Regions from separate parts of the Homo sapiens genome. Here regions 1, 2 and 4 are each linked to region 3. The links are chromatin contacts, found by Hi-C or POLR2A ChIA-PET in ENCODE. All regions are on one chromosome and are shown on one strand. Each heading gives the region's core, a stretch centred on a gene start or an enhancer-like site at or near the end of the contact. The rest is flanking DNA. Distances are from core to core; before and after follow the strand shown. Region 1 has its middle 28 kb from the start of LINC02856. Region 2 holds the start of RAB31 (RAB31, member RAS oncogene family). Region 3 holds the start of TWSG1-DT (TWSG1 divergent transcript). Region 4 has its middle 190 kb from the start of NDUFV2.

Region 1 (5,266 bases), core at 755-3,254, 340 kb after region 3:
CTGTTGTGCAGACAGAGTCCGGAGGCAGAATCCTCCAGGCCCCATGTGATCTCTTCCTGCAGCTTCTCCAAGTTCTGGGCCAGGTGTGAAGACAGGAGAGGTAGCAGTGGGGTGAGGCAAGGGAATTTCTGCTCGGCCCCATTTCACATGCATTTTTCCTTCCTGACCACGGCCTTATGACTTCAGGCTCAGTGTCAGGCGTAAAGAGCCAAACGGAGGCTGTCTAGCCAGCTCCCACAACTGTGTAATGTCAAATCCCTTTAGGAATCCTTCATGCTCTATTATTTCTAGCGATTCTGCTTCTCTGATTGCATCCTGGCTAGTATTTACGTATATACATCATACATACAATGTGTATATCTTTCTGTGTGTATGAAATAATTTTAAAATATCAATACTAACATTACTACTAATATCAACATAATTTAAGATTTCCTTGTGATTCTTTTTGTCTCCAACACAATATATTTAGATAAAACATCTTTCCTCCCTGATCTGAAATGTTGCTTATGTCTTATACTAAATTTCTATATTTCTTTTGGTCTAGTCTGGACATGATGTTCCAGATGATCTTCTTTTTATTCATTTTTTTTTTTTAAAGGCAGCATCTCACTCTGTTGCCCAGGTTGGAGTGTGGTAGCACAGTCATGGTTCGCTGCAGCCTTGAACTCCTGGACTCAAGTGATACTCCCTCCTTAGCCTCCCAAGTAGCTGGGACTACAGGTGCATGCCACCATGCTTGGCTGATTTTCGTATTCAAGTGTCAGTACCACACAATTTTAATCACTGTAGCTTTAAAATATATTAAAATATCTGATAGGGCCACTCTCCTCTTATACCATTTTTTTAAGATTTTGTCTGACCTTTATTGTTTGTTTGTCCTTCCTATGAAATTTAGAATTCATCAGTTTACTTTTAAAAATCCTGTTGATAGTTTTATTGGTAACATCAGTTTTGATCACTTATATTTTCTTAGAAAATTATCTATTCCACACACAGTAAATGTTTTTTTCACCAAAATCTCACTTATTAACTTACTGTTTAACAACAAATGTATGTTGACTCTCCTCTTGTTTTCTTGGTAACATTTGTACACAAATTGTCTATTTTCTTCAGCGAACCAGCTCTTGGATTTGTCTACCAAATGTGTTGTTTTATGTTTTCTAATTTATCCATTTTTTGCTCTTGACTTTATAATTTTTTCCCTTTGTTCCTTTTAGGAAAAAATAAATTAGAAGAAAAAAATCATTGTATATAAGAAATACCTGTTTTCAATGTAAATGAAGGTTTTATTTTTCATTTATTCACTGAATAATTTTTAAAGCCTCCATGTTCTGAATTTGGTACTAGCCAGTAAGAAAATAAAAATATCCTTTATATAGGGAAATAGAAATCATTCCAGCATATAAATGCTATCAGAGTCTCAGGAATGCTTTTCTGGAACATTCCAAAGCTGAATTGGCAGGCTCTGGCTTTTCTCTGGCTCGCATCCTCACCACCTGGATGGTTTCCCTAGTTATGATCTCCCTACCCATAATGGAACAAGAGTTCTTAGAACTGGGGTCGGCTGGGCACAGTGGCTCACGCCTGTAATCCCGTAATCCCAGCACTTTGGGAGGCTGAGGCATGGGGATCATGAGGTCAAGAGATGGAGACCATTCTGGCCAACATGGTGAAACCTGGTCTCTACTAAAAATACAAAAATCAGCCAGGTGTGGTGGCACACACCTGTAGTTCCAGCTACTCGGGAGGCTGAGGCAGGAGAATCGCTTGAACCCGGGAGGCGAAGTTTGCAGTGAGCCGAGATGGCGCCGCTGCACTTCAGCCTGGTGACAGAGTGAGACTCTGTCTCAAAAAAAAAAAAAAAAAAAAAGAGAGCTGGGGTTAATCATTCACCTGCATTGACCTGAGATGCCTTAGTCATGGTTAGTTCTCCCACACTTGTTCTTCAGAAACCTCTGAAACCACACCCTTGTGAGGTAAGAGGCCTTCCAGTCAACAAGTCATGCAGTTCTCTAGCTACCAGGGAAACCTGATTAGATACTAATAACAGGAACCTCTCGGCCAGATGGCATCCACTCACCTCTGTGCAGGGGTCAGGCATTTTAGTGTGCACTTCCTCAAACAGTCTAACCATTTCTCTTATGTGTTGTGCATGGTGTCAACCAGAACGAAAACTTCCCACTCTACAAGTGTATAAGGCAGTAAAAGATGCTGCTTTCACCTATGAGTTTCTGTAGCACACATGCTTCCTCTTCATGGCTTGATACCAGCACGGTGGATCCCACAAGGGCGTTTTAGCTTAGAGTCACTGCCCTCTAATGTTAGAGGTTAGAAATCACCCAGAGGCTGGTCCAACCTCTTTGCAAAGAGCAGATTGCTCAAGGACACAGGCATCTGGGAGAAGAGGGTGGTTACACACCCTTATTCCCAACACTTGCCATTCCCATCATGCCCCATATTTCTCATCTGTCAAAAACAGGAAGCAATAGCGTTATTGAATACTATTAGTGTGAGTACTAAAGAAGAAAATATATAATGTGCTTAGTGCAGTCACTATACAAAATTTAGGAAGTGTAGGCTTAAAAAATATTTTATTAAAAATGAGGTTTCACTGTGTTGCTCAGGTTGCACTAGAATTTCTGGGCTCAAGGGATCCTCCCACCTCAGCCTCCCACGTAGCCGGGACTCCAGGCACAACACCATGCCCTGCAGTGTAGGCTTACATTTTAAAAAACGTTTCATCTGGAATCTTCAACACTTCAATAGTCATGGTGTCCCTGTGTTCCTAGAACCAGATGGTAAAGAAAATAGAACAGTCTTGGGTTGCAAAAATTTAGGTATTTATCTCAGAAAACCAATGAGCTGGCTACATTTTTTTCTGCCTAAAAAATGTTCAGAGGTAGCAATCTGGCTGTAATCAGAGATGTATTTCATAGCAAACTTAGAGTTTTTACTTGGATATCATGTTAACTTGCATAGCATCTAAAACAGCACAGATTTTTATTCAATTTGCATAATATTGAGAAAAAGGTCAACTTTCCATACAAAAAATATCATTTTTGTGGATTACCGCTGGGAGGTGCTATGAAGGTAACAGGGTAGTTAAAGCCCTCTCTGGAATTCTTTTCTTCCACTACTGAACATCTTTGTGGTTTCTCTTAAAACAATTCAAAGCAGCAAACGTTTTTAACCAAAGCTTTAAATAAATTAAGCCCTGGGCCATTTTACAACTTATTTTCTACTCTCCCGCCTTCCAGCATGAGCTTAACAAGAAAATTTCAGTATCGAGTTCATAGAGTTTTTACCGTGGTGTATCCTCTGGTGACCTTTCAGTATTCATCTGACATTAAGCAATTGGAAGTCCTTGTCTGAACCAAGGATCGGTGGACTTTTTGGCACCAGGAGTTTTCCTCTTCAAAAATAATAGATGGGGCCACGGTCTATTGAAAATACATGGGGAAAAATGAAGTCCCCCTAAAAATGAGAATGTTAGATGCTAAAAAGAGATAAAAAAAACCTATCCAGATATGATAGGAAATAGTACTGGCTAAGGAGGACTTGAAATAGCTTTTGACTACCATCTTCTGCTCCTTAAACTGGTTACCCAGTGTGGCTCACCCCGATGTCGTTTGAATATCCTCTTTTTCCACATAGATGAGACTCCAAAAGAATGTGCAGTGAATGGACAATGCCTGTGCCTCTGCTTATGTTGAGACAATGACCAATGTTGGTTGCTTGTATTTGGAGCACAGTGAGGAGTGGGCAGTGGATTTGGCAGACGTAGCGCAATTTGTTTATCCATTCACCTGTTGAATTTGGGTTGTTTCCCATTCGGGGCAATTAGAAATAGAGTGCTCTGAGCATGTGCGTTTGTTTCTCTTGATAAATACCTAGGAGTGTAGTGTCTGTCTCATATGGCAGGTGAATGTTTAAGATTTTAAGAAAATGCCAAACTCTTTTCCAAAAGGTTTGTAACATTTTACATTCCCACCAGCAGTGTATGAGGATTCCAGTTGCTCTATATCTTCACCAGTACTTGGAATGATCTGTCGTTTTTTTTTTGTTTTGTTTTGTTTTTGAGACGGAGTTTCCGCTCTTGTTGCTCAGGCTGGCGTGTGATGGTGCAATCTCAGCTCACTGCAACCTCCGCCTCCCAGGATCAAGCAATTCTCCTGCTTCAGCCTCCCGAGTAGCCGGGATTACAGGCATGTGCTACCACGCCCAGCTAATTTTGTATTTTTAGTAGAAATGGGGTTTCTCCATGTTGGTCAGGTTGGTCTCGAACTCCCGACCTCAGGTGATCCATCTCAGCCTCCCAAAGTGCTGGGATTACAGGCGTGAGCCACCGTGCCAAGTCAGAATGATCAGTCTTAACTTTAGTCATTCTAATAGGTGGGTAGTGGAACCTTACTGGGGTTTTAATTTGCATTACTTTAATGTGTAGTGATGTTGAATATCTTTTCTATTGAATATTTGTTTGCTATTGATATCTTCTTTAGTGAATCTTTGTTCAGATCTTTTGTCCATTTTTAAATGTTTTTTCCTGAGTTTTGAAGGTTTTTATATATTCTACATACAAGCTATTTGTCAGATATGACTTGCAAATATTTTCTCTGAGTCTGTAGCTTGGCTTTTCATTCACTTAACGCTGTCTTTTGAAGAGCAGAAACTTTAAATGTTAATAAAGTCTAATTTATCAGTTTTTTTTAATAGGTCACGCTTTTGGTGTTATATCTCAAAATCCTTTGATTAACCCAAGATCAGATAGATTTTCTTCTATTGTTTTTCTAGAAGTTTAATACTTTTAGGTTTTGCATTTACATCTGATTCACTTTGAGTAATGTTTTGATTATGGTGTCAGGTATGGAACAAAATTCTTTTTTTTCCATATGGATATCCAGTTGTTTCTTAGGGGGAAAGAATTTAGTCTTTCTATTAAGTATGATGTTAGTTGTCGGTTTTTGAAGATGCCCTTTATCAGGTTGAGGACATTTCCTTCTATTCCTAGTTTGCCAAGAGTTTTTAACAAGAGTGGCCATGATATATTACTACTTGAAAGTGGACTGTGATGGGTTAAATATGTCAAGTTGGTTGATTGTGTTTTTCAAGTCTTCTATACACTTACTTTCTGTTTACTTGTTCTCCCAATTATGGAGAGAGGGTTGTAGAAATCTCTAACTATAATTGTAGATTTGTGAATTTCTCCCTGCAATTTTTAAAATATTTTTTGAGACAGGGTCTCCCTCTGTCGCCCAGACTGCAG
Region 2 (5,331 bases), core at 1,963-4,462, 370 kb after region 3:
GAATTGTGGGGTCCACTCACCTCTGTTTTTCTAAATCCCTCAAATCCCTTTCCTACCCTGGTATGTCCAGGATTCATCTCCTCAAAATTTGTTTAAAGGGCGTGGGTTACAAATAAGGTTAGGTAGCACATGCTATTTAGAAAGTTTCAGAAAGAGAAGGAAAGAAGGAAGGAAAGAAGGAAGGAAGGAGTTGTTACATAAATGAGAAATACTAAAAGGCTGTTTAACTGATATTGCAGACACTATAGTTCCATAAAAAAGATAAATTATGAAAAACAAGGTTTGTAAACATTTTTATCTTTCCTTAATTGGCCCTTGAGCAGACCAGATGACTCAGTACTGGTCTCCAGGGATCAGCCTGCACTCCAGGGCGTTGTGACACATTTATATTGCTTATCCTATTTAACATTTTGAGTCATATTATTTTCACAGAACCTTATTTACTATAAACGTCTCTATAAATCTACATAGTATACACATTTCATTTAATATCTAAGTAACATATACTATTGTACACCATCAAATATACCCAGTAACGACACCCTAGCTTGCTTAATCATTCCTCAAGTGTTAAGAGGTTTGAGTTACAATTAACGCAACAATCCTCCCTTTACCTCCATGGATGTAATTTTTTTGTTGTTGTTTCTCTAACCCATTTATTTGTTTTTTTTGTCTGCATATGTGTTTATATTCAAACAGGCAGCTTTGTTTACTTTTCGTCTTTGTATGTTATTGTTCAAAAAAGGATTTCCTGAATCAAAAAACATGATCAGTTTTATGACCATTACTGGCTTTTTCTGTTGGAGACTTTATAGCAGCAGAGAAGTTGAGGTCTGAATTAGCACAATGACCATTTACGTTACAAAATTCTTATAAGAAAAACTTGCATGTTCTATTTCTTAATTTGATAAATTGTCAGTTATGTACCATTGAATTTTTACCCCTGCTGAAGTTACACCAGAACTACATATTTGCAGAAAATTCCAGAGAAGTCAGGATGGGCCCTTAGTACAGTAATCATAGAGTGTAACAATAGAGAACATGGCACTTTTTTAAAAAGTCGAGAGCTGCCTCTGACGTGTCACTCTTAAAATATGTCTCCCAGCAGTCATCTTCCTGCCTTCCAGGGCTAGAGCTTTGTAGGTTACCTTAGGGTGATCATGGGGACCTGGTTTTCATGAGGCCATGTTTAAGCTCAGGGGTGACCTGGCTGGGAAGAGGGTATAAACCCATGAACACGAGTCAGTTGACAGACTAGGATTGCCACTTTGTAAAGAAGAGCCCAAGACCTGATCAGAATGAGACACAAATGAGGTCATTTTTAACAGAACTAGGGGAGGGGAGAAGGACAAATAGACTGGGGCGATTCTCAGGGAGGGAAGGGCTGGATACGAGACTCTTTTGGGAGAGCCTAGAAACGACGCAAGCGTCCCAGACACCCGGGCTAGTGGAGAAGAGAGCAGAATGAGAGCAGTCATGAAAAAGAGTAAGGGAACACAAGAGAAATTCGGTTTGCCTATTTCTGTCTGGGCACAGTTCTGCCCTTAGCAATCTAAGGCAACTTCACAAAGCTCCACTCACTGCACGGGATGTAGAACACAGTGGAGGCTTCCACCCTGGTTTGACTGGCTTTTGGGAATCAAGCTGGAAAGCCAAAAGGACATGTTTCACTGTGGAGGTGCCCTCAGGGCTGGCGAAGGCCTTGGGGGAGGTGTCTTTGCAACTGTGTAGGGGTGGTTTTCTGATTAGCAAATCTGAGGGCAGGGAGATATTGTGATCAGGACTGTTTGATTCTGGGGAAGCCTCTTTTTACCCTGCCCACATAGAAGACTCTGCTTTGGATACAGAGTCAAGGACGGATACTGATACAATGGACCTGTAACTTGTCCATGGCTGCCTTTTGTACAGTTTAGTCCATTTGAGTAATCTCTACAAGCCTGCACCTCGAGGGCAAACTTCCTGCTCTTCTGGGGAATTTAATTGTGAATTGTCTGTTTCGGGGCCCATTTTGACTCCTGTATTCCAGGACTTATCTCTTTGGAGGCCTTGATTTGGAATTTCCCATTGGATGGGGCTACTTGGGTACTGGGTAGCTTCAACCTGGCTTCCGTAAGAACAAAGCCAGATGATCACGGTGGGTGGTCTGCTAGGAGAATGGAAATGCCATTGATTAAAATTGGAAGGTTAAGAGAGAGGCCTGAGAGTTTGGGATAGGAGATGAAGTTTCAAAAAATCAGTTTTTAAAAAAACATTTCCCATCTGAAATGCCAGTGAATTGTTCAGATAGATTACATTGAAAAGGCTGACATTTCTGTAGCAGCAACGAATGAAGTCATCCGAGTGGATGAGGTGCTCTAGGCCATACATGGAGAAGAGAACACAGTTACCCAAGCCTCCCCGACTGTGTGCGGCCACAGACTCTGCTCATTTCCCAGTTAGGAACGATGCAGGGGTCTGCTGGGATCTCCACGTTTCTACCTGTACCTCTGAGGACTGGGTTTCTGCCCACACGAGTTGCAGGATTTGCTCTACTGAGAAAAAGACTTTTGCTCCAGAAAGCAAGTTTCCCGTTTCAGACACGGACAGCGAGTTTTGCTTCTAGAATCATTTTCAGCTGCATACAGAAAAATGAACTTGGCTGAGCTGAAGAGCCACACATATGTTAAACGGAAGCTCGGGTATTAGGAACGTCGAGAAAGGCAGGCCGAAAAGTTAGCCCCCTTCTCCTCACCCCTGTCCTCACAGCGGCCCCTTCAGTGGCCTGACTTTTTCTGCGTGGGACCCAGAATGTCGCTTGAGGATGGGACCCCCGCAGACCTCCACGCGCTGCCACGCAAACGGCCTCGGCCGAGAGCATTCGCTTTCCAGATGAGAATGGCATCTTCAGGGACCCGCTGGTAGTGGGGCCAGGTCTCCACAGGGCCGGTCCAGTCCTTCCTACCCACCCGGGCCCTGCGGCCAGGCGGGGCCGGGAGGGGCGGATGCCGGAGGGCGCTGGGGGAGGCCGACCCGCGCGGGGCTGGTCCGAGGGCGGAGGCAATCCGCCGGCGACGCCGCAGGTCCCGGGTGGCTGACGCCGTCCGGGGGCGTTCCTGGGAGCTGGGGGCCGGCGAGGCTGGACCCGACGCGCCCGGGAGGAGCCGGCCGGCGGCCACGTGACCCACCGCGGCGGGGCCGGCGGCCCAGAAATAGCAGCGGCGGCGGTTCCGCCCGCGGGCGGCGCGAGCGAGGGGCAGAGGCGAGAGACGCCGGCGGGGCGCGGGCGCGGCGGCCCCGGAGGATGCTGCTGAGCCCCGGCACTGCCTGGCTGCGAGCACATGATGGCGATACGGGAGCTCAAAGTGTGCCTTCTCGGGGTGAGTCCTGGCCGCCACCCGCCGGCGGACCCCGGCCCGCGCTCTCGCGCCCCTTCGCTCCCCTATTCCCTGCGCGCTCAGTCCCCGTGATCCCCTCGCTCTCCGCACCCCTCTCGTAGCCCCCGTCCCCCTCGTCCGCGCGCCCCCTGGTTCCCCGGGTCCCCCTGGCTCCCCTAGTCCGTGCGCCCCTCGCTCTCCGCGCCCCTCGCTCTCCGCACCCCGCCTGTTCTCCGCCTCCCCGCCGTCCGTGCGCCCCTCTGGTCCGCCCCCGCTCTCACCCTGCCGGGGTCCGGGTCCGAGCCTGCCCCGGGCTTACTCCGCTCTTTCCTCCCGGCCCGCGAGTCCCCGGATCCGCGGCGACCTCGCGGGGACCCCCAGCGGGGACGGGGCAGTGGCGGCGAGTCTGGGGCCCCGAGGGCTTTCTCCTCCGCTTTTGATAGTTTCCTTCCGGCAGAAAGTTTAAGTTGCTCAGCCAAGTCGCTGAGTGCTCTTTTGCCTCCTGGGGGCAATTGATTTACTCACGTAAAACAGAAAAATAAAACCAAAAGCGAACCCAGCCAAGGGGGTGAAAGCCGAGGGCGCGGCCGGGGTGGAAGGTGAGGCAGTGACCTGTGCGGAGCGCGCCCTGCAAACTTCCCTGCTGCGGGTGAAAGAAGCTGCCTGGGAAAGTCCTCCCCACCATCACTCCCCTAAAGTGGGGTTTTCTCCGCCCGAAGAAGCCTTAAAGCAGCCAGAAACAAAAAAGCAGTCAATCCGTGCGGCCCGGGGACTGCAGACAGGGGACCCGGCGAGGACGCAGGGAGCCGCTGGCGAACCGCCCCTGGGAATTCAGATAAACGTAGGGTCGCTTCCTTTCGGGGGCCCACTCCGCATTCCAGAATTCCTTCTTCTAAAAGAAGAGCCGGTTCTAAGGGCGTTTTCAGCAGCCATTAGCATCTGGTGTACCCGCCCGTGTCATTGGCAAAGCTGGTCTCATGAAAACCATTTCCTAAAAAAGGGCAGCGAAAGGGTCGCATTCTTGTGCGAACTGATCTGTCAAGATGGGGGTACAAGAACTGTAGAAAGAGGAAATGATTTCGGTGAGGACTGAATTGTGCCAGCGTCTCTAGGCTTCCTCTAGGCTCTTGTGGAACCTCCGGCAGGCTCCCATCATCGGCTCCCATCACCGGCCTCTTCCAAAACCATCCCTTACGCTAACTCGATTGTCCGGTTGGCTTAGAATTCCAGAGGATCTGGGAAGGCCCTGCCCTCCCTGCTAGCCCCTGGCACAGATCCGCACAGATCCCCACCTCCCCCGACTTGCTCAGCCACAGCCAGGATCTAGTCTGGTCTTTCTCTGTTGACCTTTTTGTGTGGCAGGAGTGGGTTTTCCTGTTCCCCAGGCCCTCTAATATTTCCAGACATAAATTCCAGGAATCCCATGCTTCCCTCTTGAGGGGCCATTTCAGCCTCAGGAAAGGCCTTCAGAGACTTAGAAGGAATGTCGTGTTCCAAGGAATGAAGAGGCAGCCTTGATGTGCCGTGTTTGTCAGGACTGGCCTTGGGAAAGGTGAAATAGGACATATTTTTGCCTTTTTTTCTGCAACTCTTTTCTCTTGACTTTTACTGAGGTGGTCCAAGCCCTGCCGTGTCACAGGACCCCTTATTTTCAGTTTCGGTGTTTAGGGACAGGTCTCTATGTCCTCCTACCAGGACACTGATCAGGTGGCAAGAACCCTGTGTCAAGAGGCAGGAAACCTAGGCTCTCGTTCTTTCCCACCAAAGAGCTGTGTCGTTTTAGCAAAGCAACTCAGTGGCCTCATCTATGAAATGGGCATAATAACATGTTCCCCCTTTAGGCAGAGGACTACACCAGATGATCTCTTAAGATACATGTTACCATTTCCTGCTAATCTATGAGTTCAGGGTGCCAATTAGCAAACCTGGGAGAGGAGGAAGCTGGAGGAAATCTCTTTACTTCTTTTATCTCCAAGAA
Region 3 (5,681 bases), core at 434-2,933:
ATTTGACTTTTCACCCTCATTCTCTCACAAGCAGAAACTACATAATACATGATACTGCAACAGTTTGAATACAGAAGCAGATATAAAAACAGTGGCTATTAAGTTTGATGTTAAAGGCAATAGCAAAAATCTAAAACCACGCTGTTCTTCCTACTGTTTTAAAATATATACTTATTTTTCATTAAATATTTGTTATCATATAATGGGTTTGTTATTTTTAAATGAAATAATGAATATGTAAAAAATTGTTTTAATTTTGAAAGTATTAACAGATGTAGCACACATACACAAAACCTCTTTGGCATGCTCCATAATTTTCAGGAGTGTAAAGGGATTCCGAGACGAAAAAGTTTGAGAACCTCTGATCTGCGGTATCACTTTTTAATGGCTGAATTAGTGCATTGATCGGAAGTTTCCTAATTCACTTAACTAGTATATAATGCCAAGAATAAGATTCTTATACTTAAATTTGGGTATACCCTTAATTATTTCTCTAGGATAATTTTCAAGGATGATTTTTAAAACCCATATTTATTGTACAAAAGTGGGCTAACATCAGTAATGCAATCCACCCCCAGCCAATCAGCTGTTTTCATTCTGTTTCCTTCCAATCAACAAAGGTGGGTGGTAGGCATTTACGATTTACCAGCATAAGGGTTTGACACTAGGTCATCATTTCCAAGGGAAGGTGCCCCGCGGACGGTCTGGTCTAGCGGGCTCTAACTTAATCACCCTGGAATCTTCTTTAAAAAGCAAATTCCGGCCGGGCACTATGGTTCACACCTGTCATCCCAACGATTTAGGAGACCGCGGTGGGAGGATCGCTTGAGCCCCGAAATTTGAAACCAGCTTGGGCAACATAGCAAGACCTCCATATCTACAAAAAAATAAAATATTAGCCAGGCGTGGTGGTGCGCGCCCGTAGCCCCAGCTACTCGGGAGGCTGAGGCGGGAGGATTGCTTGAGCCTAGGAGGTGGAGGCTGCAGCGAGCCTGATGTTGTCACTGCCCTCCAGCCTGGTGAGAGTGAGACCTTGTCTCAAAAGAAAAAAAAAAAAAAGCAACCCAGAGTTGTGGGAAAGAACTGAGTGTCATTCTCAATGTTTTTAACCTACGTGCTAACCGCGCACCTTCTACCTAGGCTGCGCGACCTCCGCGCCCGGATCCATGGCGCCCCCTCTTCTCGACTCCCGATGCAGAGCTCCGATGCAGAGCTCAGCGCCAGCCACTCACAAGGAGCCTGGCAAGTTTTATCGAATTGGTGAACGAAGTTCGAAAGCTCTACCCTTGGAGATCCTTATTCAGTAGGTCTGAGGTAGACCTAGGAAACGCGCATTTTATATAAATCCTACCTCTGACGGCAAACGACAAGGGGTTCACGTGCCAGCTCTCCTCGGCGACGCGCTAGGCTACTCAGCGCCCCGAGCCTCGGCCTCGCATCGCTAGAACCCGGCCATGGCCGCTTCCTTACAGGGCAGCTGTGAGGAGTCCTGAGGAATTTTAGTACACGGCATATCCTCAGCGTAGTGGCTAGCACATCACAAGGCTTTAATCTTAACACTGTTGATCTTAACACTGCAACTGAGGGGGCCCGGAGAATGGGCCTGACAGGAGGGTCTGTCGGAACCTGAGGGACTGGGGATCCCGGTGCGGAGAAGCGCGAAGGGAAATCGCGTTGAGCAGCTGGGGTGGGTGCGCCTGGGGGCGTGGCCTGCGGGCCGGCGGGCGGGCGGGAGCCTGCGGTGGAGGCGTGGCACGAGGGAGGGGCGAAACCGGGTGGCGCGGAGGGGGCGTGGCGTTGGGAGGGGCGGGGGGAGTGGGCGGGGCCGAGATGGGGGCGTGCGCGCTGACAGGAGCGCCGGGGGAGTGAGAGACGCCTCCTGGCGGGAGCTGGCGGCTGTGGACCCCAGCGGGGGCGGAGGGGAAGAGGGGAGCAGGGGCGGGGAGCAAGGAGCCGGGAGGAGGGCGGCGGGCGGGCCTGTCTCTTTAAGGTGCCCGAGGCTCGCGGGCGCTGCGCTGAGGGGACGGCGGGAGGCGCGGCCTGGCCTCGCACTCAAAGCCGCCGCAGCGCGCCCCGGGCTCGGCCGACCCGGCGGGGATCTAGGGGTGGGCGACTTCGCGGGACCGTGGCGCATGGTGAGTGGGAGCGGCTGGGGGGTTGTGCAGCCTCTTGGCCTCTTGGTTGGGAAGGGGCCGGGCGCCGAGCTCGGCCCTCTAGAGGCCCGGGGCCGCGGCGAGCTTCGCGGGGGCCGGGAGAAGCCTGGGCCCGGCTGCGCGGAGGACAAAGTGGGGGTGCTGGGCGCGGGCGCACAGGCCGGACGCCGGGAGCCAGCAGCATCTCTGCGCCGCTTTGGTCCAGACCATCTCTGGGCCGGCCCGCGTCCTCCGCAGCCCGCGTCGGCCGAGCCGGGGTGGGGGTGGTTCCGGGTGCCCGGTCCCCCACACCGCTACCGGCCTCTGCCTCGCGGGGCGTCCGGCGCCTTCGGGGCCCTGGCACCGCTCTACAGAGGCTCGGCTCTGCCCTGGTCGCTGTCAGTGCCATCTCCCTTAACGAGAAACTTGGGCGTGATGTATGCGAAACAATTTTGATGCATGATGGTTTCTAACTCCTTAGGAAAAGATAAGTCCTTTAATTCTATTACCTGATTTCGACATGGTCGTAGTTACTTGAATACTTTTTCCAGTGAAATTTGGGGAGTAAGATGAATTTGTGGAACATTTCATAAGACAACCGTAAAAGATGGGAAAGGGGGGAAATCCCAGTTTTCATGGTTGTAGGATGAAAACTAGTTCCACGACAGTTAGTCTCCAAATAACCTTATTTGGCCTCCGCAAATATGTACTGGTTGCTCCAGAAATCATCCTACTTGGTATGCGGCGTTAGATACATTAGAAAATTAGTTACTAACGGTCTTTAGGGAATGCTTTGTGAGCCTCAGTAACGATCACCAGGGTTTTCTCTTTCAAAATTGACTCATACCAGGTCCAAAGCCCTTTATTCTTTTCACCCTTTTATTATTTTTCCTTTAATGTACTTTGTAACACTTAGAATAAAAGTTTAGAGTAATCATAAATGCCCCCATAAACTCACTATTTATCCCTCTTACGTCAGTAGTCATTTATTTTAATTTATTATGTTTGATAGGGAGGTGTTTTAACCTGAAGAAATGATATCTTCCCGTATTTAAAGTTTAATAACTGTATACTGTTTGGCCCCTGTCAGACTGTGTTTGTGCTAGTCTTTTTTCCTTCTTCTTTTTGAACTGTAGTATCTTCTTAATAACTTTGAAGAATGTGTGGTACTAATAGAATTAAAAGAATATCTTGGCCGGGCGCGGTAGCTCACCCCTGTAATCCCACACTTTGGGAGGCCGAGGCGGGTGGATCACCTGAGGTCAGGAGATCGAGACCAGCCTGGCCAATATGGTGAAACCCCGTCTCTACTAAAAATACAAAAATTAGCGGGGCGTGGTGATAGGCTCCTGTGATCCCAGCTACTCGGGAGGCTGAGACAGGAGAATCGCATGAACCCGGGAGGCGGAGGTTGCAGTGAGCCGAGATTGCGCCACTGCACTCCAGCCTGGGCGACAGAGCGAGACAACGTCTAAAAGAAAAAAAAAAAAAAGAATATCGTCACATTCTAATAATTACCTAGAGTTTTTAATGCAATTAGTAATTAAACAGCCTTTTGTTATTTGCTCAATTATTTAAGAAGTGACTCTGTGGACTCTACTTCTTGCTTTGAGCTGCTTTATTCTGTCTAAATAAGCCTGAATAATTTCCATTTAAAATTTTGTTTTGATTCTAAGAATTAAAATTAAATATCTTAAAATTATAATACAATATTAATAGTTTTATATGGGCTTACAGTTGAATAATGGACCTAAAATTAAAGTTGAATAGTAGCAGTGCAGTATTGAAGCTAGTTATTTGCCTGATATACTCTCAAGTTACTGAGGGTTTAGATATACTCACTCTACTTTCACAGTCACCATTTCTGGATAGTCTGAGGAACTGTAGAGTTCTAGGTCCTTGAAGATGGCTATGAAGCCATTATTATACAAAATTATTGTTTATTTTTGAATGTTTATATAATCTTTCATTGAGAATGATCTTTAAATGATCACTCAAAAGTTTTTTGAAGGCCAGGCATGGTGGTATTGTCTGTAGTCCCAGATAACTGGGAGGCTGAGGTGGGAGGATCACTTGAACCCAGGAATTGAAGGCTGCAGTGAGCTATGATCACACCACTGTACTTCAGCCTGGGCAACAGAGCAAGACTCTAAAAAAGAAAGAAAAAGTATATTGACACAAACAATGAGTCTTAGTTTATGTTTTGTTTCTCATTTTTATATTTGTTTTTACCCTAGCACTTGCCTTTGAATTAAAGTTGTGTTTGTTTGTTTAGTTTCCTGGGAGTTACTGATCATCTTCTTTGAAGAAACATGAAGTTACACTATGTTGCTGTGCTTACTCTAGCCATCCTGATGTTCCTGACATGGCTTCCAGAATCACTGAGCTGTAACAAAGCACTCTGTGCTAGTGATGTGAGCAAATGCCTCATTCAGGTAGGACTAAGAGTACTTTTATTAATATCAAAATATATTGTAGAGCAGAAACATTATGTTTATATACAGATATAGAGTGCATATATCATATAGAGTAAGACCTGAGTATTGGGTCAGGGCCTGAGGTACTGAATCATGACACACAGGTCTGGATTTTTACCCTCATAGCAATCAATATATATAGGCAAGGTTAGATTCAAGAAGTTCAATACTGAGTATAATATCCTGTTGTATAAACATGTCATTACAAGGTGATGAGCACTCTATTCAGATGATTTAATCTGTGTAATCTAATTAACATAGCAAAGAGGTTCAATGAATGTATTTAGAAAAAAAATTAGCTGGTCAAATAATAGATAAATTGTTACCCTAAGTATGATGTATTAGTTGTCCATTGCTATGTAACAAATTACCCCAAAACATAGCAACTTAGTGCAATAAACATGTATTATTTCATGCAGTTTCTGAGGGCCTGGAATCTGGGAGCAGTTTAGCCAGGTGGCTGTGGCTTAGGGTCTCCCACAATGTTGCAGGCAAGTTGTTGGCTGGGATTGGACAATCTGCTTTCAAGATACTTCGAAGTTATATCTCTTCCAATCATCAAGGCAGGCCTCTTAATGTAGCCACCACTCTCATTTTTCTGGGGAGAAAAGTAAGAGGAAGTAATGTGGCTAAGTTAACAGGCTCGTATTGAACTCCTGATTAGCTTCCTTTCTAGTTGCAGGCTGTGCACTCAGAAATTCAGTAGCCACACACATTAGCATTCTATGTAAAGTATGAGTCAGCTAACATGACTGTAACCCTCACTTGAGAGTAATTGTGTATATGTGCTAGAGTGACAATTGTTTTTATACATCAGAAGCATTTTGTGCTTATTTCTGACATTTTGGTCCTTCTCGCTAATAGTTGGAATTCTACTTGCCCCCATTTCGTACTCTGATAACCCTAACTTTGCATTTCAAACCAAAACATTTAACTAGAGAAGTGTGTTTGCTGTTCAGTTTTTAACTTTTTCGCTGTGGACATTTTCAGGTATAAAAGGAGAAGAATATAATGAACCATCCATGAGTAGTTACTGCAGTCACTACCTCATGGCTACTCTTATTTTATCTAT
Region 4 (5,198 bases), core at 2,318-4,817, 420 kb before region 3:
AAGATTGAAATAGTTTTTTCATGACTTCCTGCTTGAAATACTGTTGATCCTTTCTGTTTTGTTTTTCAGAGTCAAGAAAACTTTTTGGGGGTTGCTATTTACAGCTTTTGGCAATTGAGTGGAGTATATGCCTATGAGCAAAATTTGGAGCATATCTCCTTCTACCTGATTTCTCCAGAATTTGAAAACTATTCATGAGTATTCTTAACTTATGGCAATATAGTTATTTACGTAAGTGCAATAATAATCTGTTTTCTTTGTAACAGGACACAATTGGAGAAACTGGTTATTTTACCAGGGCCTTGGCTGGAATGGTATTCTTTTAAATATAAACAGACTGCTTTAAGGAATCAAAGTTGACTTATAGAGCCAATGAAAGCCCCTAGGGAAAGCTAGCCTCATTCCTTGTCTACACAGTCTCTGTCCAAGGTTCCTGACCTGCGGTAGATGAAGAATAAAGAATGTCACTTTCTGACAGGCCCAGGAGCTGCAAGTTATCTTGGGACCTCAAGAGGTGAGGAATTTACCCCTCAGGCAGTTATTTGCAAGTACAAACCCATGGCTGGGCTCAAGGCTTTGAGAGGTCTAATCTGAGATTCCTTGTAGAACAAAGTTCCATCAAAGCCAATTTTAAAAAGGCCTGTATGGTGAATAATTATTCTTGATGCACTTTATACAAATAATCAGGCCAAATGTAGTCAGGTTAAAACTTATCTTGCAAACAAATCAGTCTACCATGATTTGTTTTTAATAAAAATGGGGGTTGGAGAGAGAAAATTTGTTTAAAAAGACTATGGTACACCTGTTGTTACATTCTGGTCTTGTCCATTGTTTTTTATTTTTTTCCTGCAATTTAGGCTGACCCACTTTGTTTCTGTGAACCAACCAGTGATCTCCAGCTGTTGCTGAAAAGAAATAAGGGAGATGTGTAACACAAAAATCTGGATCAGTATTCTAATTCTGGCCGTGTATTGGAATCAGCTAGCAACCTCATATCAGCTTGGTTCCAACAACTACCCAGTTAATGGAAAGCCTTCTTATTTAGTTCACTTGGGATCATCTTACTTATTTTGCTTACTGTTGTGGACTATATTGCTGTTATACTCTTTGTTTAGAAATGCAAGATAAGCTTACTCAATGTTTTCTTAAATTGAACACATTGATCTTCCAGATATCACCTTTTGTCAGAACTCAGAGTTATGAATGGCCCTCAGCATACCAACACTTTCTGACTGAGCTCCTCTCTACCCTGGATATAAGAGACCCCAATAGTTAGGCGGGAATATCATTGCCCCATTCAGCCTGAAGAAGTTACAGAAGATGGATCTTCATCCCTCTGCAACCCTTAGGATTGAGAGTCCCCTTTTAAAAGGGAGGGGGGAAGTATGTTAGAGGTGTTCAAACCAGAGGAACTCCATCTTGAGTAGAAGCTGGTTAAAATAAAGCTAAGACTCGTTGCACCGTATTCATAGGAGGTTAAGCATTCTTAGTCACAGGATGAGATAGGAGGTTGGCAGGACTGGTATCACAAGATACAGGTCATACAGATTCTGCTGACAAAACAGAATGCAGAAAAGAAGCAGGCCAAATTGCACCAAAATGAAGAGGGTGACAAAAGTGACCTCTGGTCATCCTCACTGCTCATTATACACTACCTATAACACATTAGCATGCTAAAAGCACCATGATAGTTTACAGATGCCATGGCAATGTTCAGAAGTTGCCCTATATAGTCTAAAAGGGGGAGGAACGCTCAGCTCTGGGAATTCCCTACTCCTTTCCTGGAAAACCCATGAATTGCCCACCCCTTATTTAGCATATAATAAAAACAAAAACCATAAGTATATTCAGTCAGGCAGTTCATACTGCTGTTCTATTGAGGAGGCATTCTTCTGTTTCTTTACTTCTCTAACAAACTTGCTTTCACTTTTAAACGAATTTAGTGTTCTTTGTTGAGGATGCTATATAAGCTGAAATCAAAGCCACTTCTTTGAGAACTACTCAATTTCTGAGTGACTCCAAGTGTATCTGAAACAAACATGTGAATAAACTTTTGGGTTTTTTTTCTTGTTACTCTGTCTTTTGTAATTGAAGTCTGTTCCAACTAAGAACCTATGGCTGTTACTATTTTTCTTCAGCATGATACAGGGGACCCACCAAGGAGAGGGCCACATGACACCACATGTGCTTCTCATCAGCCTTAGAATACTCTCCAGCTGGGACATATTCCTGTGTCTCATCTTTCCTACTAGACCAGAATTTGCCACATCTATTTTCTTTTTAGTCCACCCGACACACCTACCCTCCACCCCTCCACACATACACTACACATGTGCAAACATCTCTAATTAAATTAGACTATAGAGGGCTTTGGGATGGAGGGAGGTGCTAGGACCCCAAGCCCTGCTCTGCCTGTAAGCAGCAGTTCACTGACCCATTTGCTTTTCTGACAAATGTGACTTGATAACCCCTGAGAGCATCCAGCTCTAACAGTCTATAATCCAGTAAATTGCTACCCAAAATGATTCTGTTTCACAGGACTGTGTCCAGCCTATGTGCAGATTATCAACCCCCAGGTAGGCTCTGGGAAAGAAAAACTGACAGCCACCTACTTTGCAAACCCTGAGGCTGTGGTTTATATAAATAGGGACTGGTGTGACTTGAAAGCCTATATTCCTAAGGCCAGGCACAATGGCTCATGCTTGTAATCCCAGCAGTTTTGGAGGCCAAGGTGGGAGGATTGTTTGAGGCCAGGAGTTTGAGACCAGCCTGGGCAACATAGCCAGACCCCAGCTCTACAAAAATTAATTAAAATAAAGCATTAGCCAGGTGTGATGGTGTACACCTGAAATCCCAGCTACTTAGGAGGCGGAGGTAGGAGGATCACTTAGGCCCTTCAGTTTGAGGCTGCAGTAGGCTGTGATTGTATGACTGCACTCCAGGCTAGGTGACAGGATGAGACCTTGTCTCTAGAAAAAAAAAAAAAGAAGAAAATGTGTGTTTCCTGTCAGCAGCCTTTACCCAGAAATGTCATGAGATCGCCTCACTGGGCAGCAGACAAATTATATCAACTCTATCCATTACACAAATACTCCAGACCACAGGGTAGCAAAATATAAGAAAGATTTATTAAGGGAATAAAATATCCAAAAACTTAGACTTATGCCATGGCAAATCAAACCCTTTTCCTAAGTGCAGCTCACGTTTTTTCCAAAGCACTTTTTTGTGCCACCTCCATACTTCCTGGTGCCTTGACAGAGAAGCTACGTCCTAAACAGTTTCCTCAATTTGCAGTCCCTGGGGACTCCAGAGAGACGGCATTGACAACAGCATGTAATATTGATGCTCAAATCAATGTTTTAAACATTGAGCTCCAAAATGAATAAGACTAAGGAAAATAAGCAGCCCAATTTCTATTTCTTCAATCTTTGAGCAGGAGCAAACCAGACTTTTTGGCCAAATTCTTAGATTTTTAGCAGAGCAACAAGAATGTTGACACCTAACAACTTCTGAAGGACCTACGGAAATTGCTCAACAAGAGGGGACAAATGTGTGGGCTGTTCAGGTAACTTGAAGCCCTAGGGAGCACTTCCTCCTGCCACACCGGCAGGTTAAGAGCCTGTTTGTCACAGGCCAGGCCTCATTCATCATTACCCGGGTGCCGTCTCCTGACATCAGTGAGTTTTCGGCCCCTTGACAGCACCTGTCTGGCAGCCTGGGCTATCAGCTGCTCTCCTGTCGCTCTGGCTGAGCACAGGGGACAGCCTTGGCCCAGCCCTGTGGAATCTTCCAGTCCACGCCCTCCTCCTCCTGGCAGCCCGGCACACACACACAACCTCGAGGGGACAAATGAGCAGTCAGTTTAGTTTCTCTGCATTCAATGGGAGGGCACCAGATGGAAGGCCACAGAATGCACCAAGCCAGGGTCTTTGCGGGGAGGTGGGCTGTTGGGGGGCTGTCACCATAACAACAGGAAAAGCACTGCTGAAGTTTCTATTTTGGTGCTGCCACTAATTACTACGAATATTTCATTCGGCCCTGTGATCAGCCATCCCCAGAGCCGCCTGTTACCGGCAGATGGCTTGTTTTCTTCTCTCTAGAAAGTTAGCCAAAGACCACAGTTGTGTTTGGTTGTTTCATTCTTTTTTAAAACACTGAGTGGCTTAAGAATGCTTTGTTTTTGCATTTTATTGTAAAAGTCAGATACCTCTAGATTTTCTCCAAACAAACACTATTCTGGGAAATAAAAGGCAGGCCTAGTAGCATTGACTAATTTAGTGTTTAAATATATGTATGAGTGAGAAAAAGGATAGTTACGCCCTTATGAGTAGAAATACTTAGCAGATCTGACAAGTATATCCATATGGGGTTATTTTTAGAAGTTCAACTTTCCCCATTCTTTTTTTTTATTTTTTAAGAGTTAAGGTCTCGTTCTGTTTCCCAGACTAGAATGCAGTGCCACAATCGTAGCTCATTGCAGCCTTGAACTCCTGGGCTCAAGTGATCTTCCTTCCTTAGCCTCCCTAGTAGCTGGGACTACAGGTGTGAGCCACTACATCCAGCTAAATTTTTTTATTGAGATGAGTTCCAGCTATTTTGCCTAGGGTAGTCTCGAACTCTTGGTTTCAAGAGATCCTCCAGCCTTGGTCTCCCCAAATGCTAGGATTATAGGCATCAGCCACCACACTCAGCCTTCCTATTTATACACTAAAAATTTTAAGTGAAACCCTGTCTCTACTAGAAATGCAAAAATTAGCTGGGCATGGTGGTGCATGCCTGTAATCCCAGCTACTCAGAATAAGGGAGGAGACCACCCCTCATATTGTCTTATCCCCAATTTCTGCCTCCAAAGAAAGAAGAAGTAAAGACTAAAAGGCAGAAATGAAATCCACAAGCAGATAGCCCGGCGCCACACCCTGGGCCTGGTAGTTAAAGATAGACCCCTGACCTAATCGGTTATGTTATCTATAGATTACAGACATTGTATAGAAAAGCACTGTGAAAATCCCTATCCTGTTCTGTTCTGTTCTAATTATTGGTGCATGCAGCCCCCAGTCACGTACCCCATGCTTGCTCAATCAATCATGACCCTCCCACACGGACCCCCTTAGAGTTGTGAGCCCTTAAAAGGGACAGGAATTTCTCACTCAGGGAGCTCGGTTGTTGGAAACGTGAGTCTTGCCGAAGCTCCCAGCTGA

The links. A loop is a pair of places that touch in the nucleus more often than their neighbours do. ChIA-PET counts read pairs that join two places held with the same protein, here RNA polymerase II (POLR2A). Pooled maps may share reads with other maps.
Region 1: a loop to region 3 is called in a map of PC-9, with 5 times the contacts of the local background. The contact joins the enhancer-like site here to the promoter of TWSG1-DT in region 3. A Hi-C loop is called at or near these places in 1 of 168 maps with a recorded cell type or tissue (PC-9), 11 of 37 single-sample maps with no recorded cell type and 8 of 50 pooled maps. POLR2A ChIA-PET finds 5 or more read pairs at or near these places in 1 of 52 experiments (A673).
Region 2: a map of gastrocnemius medialis shows a loop between it and region 3 (3-fold over the local background). The contact joins the promoter of RAB31 here to the promoter of TWSG1-DT in region 3. A Hi-C loop is called at or near these places in 1 of 168 maps with a recorded cell type or tissue (gastrocnemius medialis), 7 of 37 single-sample maps with no recorded cell type and 8 of 50 pooled maps. POLR2A ChIA-PET finds 5 or more read pairs at or near these places in 2 of 52 experiments (BJ and activated CD4-positive, alpha-beta T cell).
Region 4: a loop to region 3 is called in a pooled map, with 4 times the contacts of the local background. The contact joins the enhancer-like site here to the promoter of TWSG1-DT in region 3. A Hi-C loop is called at or near these places in 2 of 37 single-sample maps with no recorded cell type and 2 of 50 pooled maps. POLR2A ChIA-PET finds 5 or more read pairs at or near these places in 1 of 52 experiments (activated B cell).

What each region holds. Positions count from the first base shown.
Region 1 is chr18:9,671,372-9,676,637 of GRCh38, forward strand. No RefSeq gene overlaps it. Among named protein-coding and RNA genes, the nearest start is that of LINC02856, 28 kb to the left of the region's middle. RefSeq lists an enhancer at 2,030-2,079. Within about 2 kb of position 2,005, at least 16 of the 41 ENCODE cell types and tissues checked have a DNase peak (open chromatin) inside an H3K27ac peak, as active enhancers do; they include PC-9, where a contact is called at or near this core.
Region 2 is chr18:9,705,089-9,710,419 of GRCh38, forward strand. It overlaps RAB31 (RAB31, member RAS oncogene family), which reads left to right and starts at 3,213. Exons shown (of 7, transcript NM_006868.4): 1 at 3,213-3,356. The coding sequence starts at 3,318. LOC124904244 (a long non-coding RNA gene) reads right to left here and starts at 2,884. Exons shown (of 2, transcript XR_007066281.1): 1 at 1-2,884. LOC105371981 (a long non-coding RNA gene) reads left to right here and starts at 3,584. Exons shown (of 2, transcript XR_935131.2): 1 at 3,584-4,905. RefSeq lists silencers at 2,908-3,477, 3,578-3,807.
Region 3 is chr18:9,332,786-9,338,466 of GRCh38, forward strand. TWSG1-DT (TWSG1 divergent transcript) reads right to left here and starts at 1,684. Exons shown (of 3, transcript NR_183523.1): 1 at 1,352-1,684. It overlaps TWSG1 (twisted gastrulation BMP signaling modulator 1), which reads left to right and starts at 1,988. Exons shown (of 5, transcript NM_020648.6): 1 at 1,988-2,135; 2 at 4,408-4,567. The coding sequence starts at 4,445. RefSeq lists a silencer at 1,689-2,478 and enhancers at 2,276-2,776, 2,539-2,588.
Region 4 is chr18:8,908,849-8,914,046 of GRCh38, forward strand. No RefSeq gene overlaps it. Among named protein-coding and RNA genes, the nearest start is that of NDUFV2, 190 kb to the right of the region's middle. Within about 2 kb of position 3,568, at least 6 of the 41 ENCODE cell types and tissues checked have a DNase peak (open chromatin) inside an H3K27ac peak, as active enhancers do.